Regions from separate parts of the Homo sapiens genome. Here region 2 is linked to region 1. The links are chromatin loops, found by intact Hi-C in ENCODE. Cell type or tissue: CD14-positive monocyte. All regions are shown on one strand.

Region 1 (2,500 bases):
TCCTTAGAGTTATATTGCTCTGCTGGAAGGAGAGTTGGGAAGCAGGAGCTCTAGCCCAGGATTTGTCATTTCAACAGGGCTTGAGCTACTTCTCTGTGCTTCAATTAATCCTCTTAAAAAGATCCACGCTGAGAACTAACTATGCTAGAAGGAGCGTGTGTTTAAAGGAACAAACCATGCATTTCTAAAAGCAAATATAAAATCACGCACAATCAAAACTGCCCTGAAGTCACGTCATTGGCCAGCGTCTGGGGTCTTGGAAGTTCAAAAGCCCCTAAGTAAATTCTTTGGTTCCGTTTTTCATTGCTGGTATGTGACCTACAGTCACCAGGGAAGGGCAACTGAGAATATGCAAGGATATTTCTCTTGTTTTTTGCCCACAAGGTGCGCTTAAATTCATAACAAATAAAAATGTGTCCGCCTATGATACCATCTCACTGCAGTTCCTTCGGATCCCTGCTTATTACTCTAAAGCTGTTTCCAGTAGTCCTGTGACCCCACCCCCGCCAGACTTCCAAATTCCAGACAAACGCCAAGACATCCCATTGTCTGTTCAGCTGGACCCCGCTCCCGGTTCCCCACGGTGAGCTCGCAGCCTCCCTGTCGTTTTAAGTTGTACCAGCTCTAAGATAAATTCTGGGCAGTAGCCCTTTGACCCTCCACCCTTGTCCAAGTTTTAGGGGGAAAAGAAGGCAGGCACATCCAGGTTAAGATCAAAGACGGGGAAAGCCGAATACGGCTGGGGCCTGAGCCGCGAAAGCGCTGGACAGGCCCCAGGAGGCCTTCTGCCCCCACCCGCACCCCAGGCTAGTGTCGCAGCCCCTCTGCCTCCCACTTCCTCCTCGACTCCTACTCGCGGTGATGAATCACGCGCCCTCCTCGCCCCGTCGCGCACCGTCCCCAGGAAAGGTAAGGGTTCGACACCCAGGAGTCACCCAAGAAGCCCGAGGGCCAGGCATCGTCGCCTGCCCAGGGAGAGAAGGGCCGGGCCCGCGGCGGGTGACAGGGACGAGGCCGCGGTGTTTGAGCCCACGGACGTCTGGAGGCCTCGCTCGGCTCCCGGGGGACAGGCAGCCAGGACTCACCAGCAGGTTGGTGCTGCGATTATCTCCCTCCGCCATCGTCTCGGGGATGCAGTCTCTACAAGCGCAGGCCACCTCCCCAACGAGTCCTCCAACCGAAACCCGCACACCAACCACAACCCGAGGGAACGCCCCGCAGGCTGCTTATATGGGTCGGCCGCCCTTCCCGACGGCCCCCGCGACGCTCGCTCCTCATTGGACAGACCGAGCTTACGCCTCAAGGAAGCCGGGCCAACCGAAGCTCAGCGCATGGCTTGAAATCGAGGTCAAAGGAGACAGAGGCAGCGCCGGGCCGAGGGGGAGGGGACACGGAGTGCCCAATCAGCGCCCAGGGACTGCGCGACGCCCCGCCCAGCGCTGTGGGAAGCGGTTCAACCGCCTCTGCAGGGGGCGCTGTCCCTCAGTGGTTCTCCGGCTCTTGCCGCTGCGGTGGCTTTGGGTCCCTCTTCGTCTGGCTTTCGCAGCCGAGGAGACTCTCTGGAAAATGGGCTACTCGAAGAGAGATGCTCCGTTGCCTCAGGCGGAGGGCGGGGACGCCGGGCCTGCGACACTTCATCTTTTCCTGGCCCCGAGGTGGCTGGGATCCGTTCCACCTTCGGCCCAGTTCCCCAGCCAGGCCCCTGAGCCGTTTAGCCCGGATTTGCGACCCGTGAGGTTTTGAGGACAAGTGAAAAGAGCTCTTTGTGTGGATTTTGCTGCAATGTTTCTCTCCTACCCAGTAGGAATGAGGCCTTAGCTTGCGCGGAAAAACCCAGGCCTGGTTTGAGAACGTGTGAAAATGCACCGCCTTCTAAGTGGCTTTATTATACGTGGATGTTTAAGTTACTTAAACTACAAGCTCCCTCTCCAAAAGGATTCTTTTTTTTTTTTTCTTTTTTTTTGAGACGGAGTCTCGCTATGTTGCCCAGCCTGGAGTGCAGTGGCGCGATCTTGCTCACTGCAAGCTCTGCCTCCCGGGTTCACGCCATTGTCCTGCCTCAGCCTTCCAAGTAGCTGGGACTACAGGCGTCCGCCAACACGCCTGGCTAATTTTTTGTATTTTTAGTAGAGACGTAGTTTCACCGTGTTAGGATGGTCTCGATCTCCTGACCTCGTGATCCGCCCGCCTCGGCCTCCCAAAGTGCTAGGATTACAGGCGTGAGCCACCGCGCCCGGCCAGAATTGTTTGTTTGTTTGTTTGAGACGAAGGAGTCTCGCGCTCCGTGGCCCCGGCTGAAGTGCAGTGGCGCGATCTCTGCTCACTGTAACCTCCATCTCCCGGGTTCAAGTGATCCTGGCGCGTCAGCCTCCCGAGTAGCTGGAATTACAGACGCCCGTCACTACGCCCGGCTAATTTTTGTATTTTAATAGAGACGGGGTTTCGCTATTTTGGCCAGGGTGGTCTGGACCTCCTGACCTCAAGATATCCGCCCGCCTTA
Region 2 (2,500 bases), 74 kb after region 1:
AAGCGAAGCAGCTATGGAATTATACAAGGCAATCCAATCAAACAACCCAGAGCACATGTAAGCGCAAACATCAAGTTTTACCTTTTTCCTCCTAAAAACTTTATTCCCTAATTATGTCCATTACTTTCTTTCTTTGTGTTTTTTTTCTTTTGAGACAGAGTCTGGTTCTGTCGCCCAGACTGGAGTGCAGTGGTGTGATCTCAGCTCACTGCAACCTCCACTTCCTGGGTTCAAGCAATTCTCCCAACTTAGCCTCCAAAGTAGCTAGGATTACAGGTGTGCACCACCACCCCTGGCTAATTTTTCTATTTTTAGTAGAGGCGAGGTTTCACCATGTTGGCCAGGCTGGTCTCAAACTCCTGACCACAAGTGATCAGCCCGACTTGGCCTCCCAGAGTGCTGGGTTTACAGGTGTCAGCAACCGTGCCCAGCCCACACCTATTACTTTCTATTAAAAAGAATGTTTTTCAACTCTGTGTGGTCCAATAGGAAGAAGAAATACACAAACCATAAACAATAAATACAAATCAAGAGCAGGGCCATGTCGAATTACTTAAAAAAAAAAAAAAAAAAAAGCAGGCTGGGCGCGGTGGCTCACGCCTGTAATTCCAGCACTTTGGGAGGCTGAGGCGGGTGGATCACCTGAGGTCAGGAGTTTGAGACCAGCCTGGCCAACATGGTGAAACCAAGTCTCTACTAAAAATACAAAAATTAGCCCGTCGTAGTGGTAGGTGTCTGTAATCTCAGCTGCTCGGGAGGCTGAGGCAGGAGAATTGCTGGAACCCGGGAGGCAGAGGTGGCAGTGAGCCGAGATTGCACCACTGCACTCCAGCCCAGGCGACAACAGCATGACTCTGTCTCAAAAAAAAAAAAAAAAAAAAAAAAAAAAAAAAAAGCCTTTTTTTTTTTTTTTTCCCCTAAAAGAAGGACTACGGGTTGAGTATCCCTCATTCATAATGCTTGGGACCAGAAGTGTTTCAGACTTTGTATATTTTTGGATTTGAGAATACTTGCATATATATAAAATGAGATATGTGGAGGATGGGACCCAAGTCTAAACACGAAATTCACTTATGTTTCATAGACACCTTCTATTCATAGCCTGAAGGTCATTTTATGCAATATTTTAAATAATTTTGTGCATACAACAGTTTGGACTCATCACATGAGATCAGGTGTGGGATTTTCCACTTGGGGCATCATACTGGTGCTCAAAAAGTTTCAAATTTTGGAGCATTTTAGATTTAGGATTTTCAGATTAGGGATGCTCACCAGTAAGTGTTATGAAAATACTCCAAAATCCGGCTGGGCATGGTGGTGCCCACCTGTAATCCCAGCATTTTGGGAGGCCAAGGCAGGTGGATCACCTGAGGTCAGGAGTTCACAACCAGCCCGGCTAACATGGTGAAAACCCATCTCTACTAAATACAAAAAAATTAGCCAGGCATGGTGGTGCATGCCTGTAATCCGAGCTACCTGGGAGGCTGAAACAGGAGAATCGCTTGTACCCGGGAGGCGGAGGTTGCAGCGAGCCAAGATCGCGCCATGGCACTCCAGCCTGGGCAACAAGAGTAAAACCCCATCTCCAAAAAAAAAAAAAAAGTATTCCAAAATCCAAAATCCAAAACACTTCCAGTCCCAAGTATTTCAGATAAGGAATATTCAACCTGTATGAATGTTCCTAGGGAAAAGAGACAGCCAAAATATAAGACCATGTATAAGAACTAACTTCAGTAGACAGAAAGAAAAAAGTACCAGGGGAAGAAGAAAGAGACCGCATTTTAAAACAACTACACAAATTTGAGCTGTAAGAAACACTGACATTTTCTATAAGCATGCTAGAGCAAATAGGAGAAATTCATAAGACATTTTCTAGAAAATAAAACTAATATAAAAAAACTTATCAAGATTTGTCAAGGAAAAAGAAGAAGAAAAGTTAAATATAATGCCAAGAAAACATTCCTACCAATTTTATTTATCCAGGCATGTCTTAAATATGGCTGTTTGTTACACACAGTGATTCTGCAGACATCTTGACATGACAGTGAAATACATAAATATGTAATGAGAAAAGGCTTAACTGTGGATAAAACAAAGTCATTACAATTAAAGACTCACCCCTATTAGTGAGTTTTTGGCATTTCCAATTGTAGTCAGGGCACTGAGGTCAAATATAACTACAAATTTTGCATTGTCTACATTGAACACATGATTCTTAAAAGCCTCATGTTTTATTTCAGAACAGGCCTCAGGAAGTTGTAGACTGTGTAGGAGGTTGTTTAGGGCACAAGTCATTTCTCCCAATATTAACTTATAGGCAGTCTCCAAAACAGGAATATTCTTCAAGCTGAGCACTGCTTGATAAACAGCATGGGCTACAGCAACAACCTGAAAAACAAAAAATTCAAGGAAGTGATAAATGGAAAATAAATCTTCTAAAATTATATGGAAAATAAATCACTATCTGTATTAGTGCTGACGATACAAATAAATTTAAGAT

The links. Hi-C counts contacts between places; a loop is a spot of excess contacts. Peaks named below come from ENCODE experiments on the same cell type or tissue, not always from the same donor. Only the 100,000 strongest peaks of a DNase experiment are listed, where the experiment ranks them.
Region 2: a loop joins it to region 1, with 3 times the contacts of the local background. A loop is called at or near these places in 5 of 110 quality-filtered maps.

The regions. Positions count from the first base shown.
Region 1 is chr16:18,800,346-18,802,845 of GRCh38, forward strand. It overlaps ARL6IP1 (ARL6 interacting reticulophagy regulator 1), which reads right to left and starts at 1,204. Exons shown (of 6, transcript NM_015161.3): 1 at 1,086-1,204. The coding sequence starts at 1,121. RefSeq lists enhancers at 708-827, 1,048-1,127, 1,508-1,747. In CD14-positive monocyte, CTCF peaks have their summits at 1,487 (motif pointing right) and 1,686; DNase peaks (open chromatin) are centred at 276, 866 and 1,326; H3K4me3 peaks cover 2,372 bases; H3K27ac peaks cover 2,390 bases.
Region 2 is chr16:18,874,006-18,876,505 of GRCh38, forward strand. It overlaps SMG1 (SMG1 nonsense mediated mRNA decay associated PI3K related kinase), which reads right to left. Exons shown (of 63, transcript NM_015092.5): 13 at 2,119-2,388. It also overlaps the pseudogene LOC100996247. Among named protein-coding and RNA genes, the nearest start is that of SMG1-DT, 51 kb to the right of the region's middle. In CD14-positive monocyte, no CTCF peak of the experiment used is centred here; no DNase peak of the experiment used is centred here.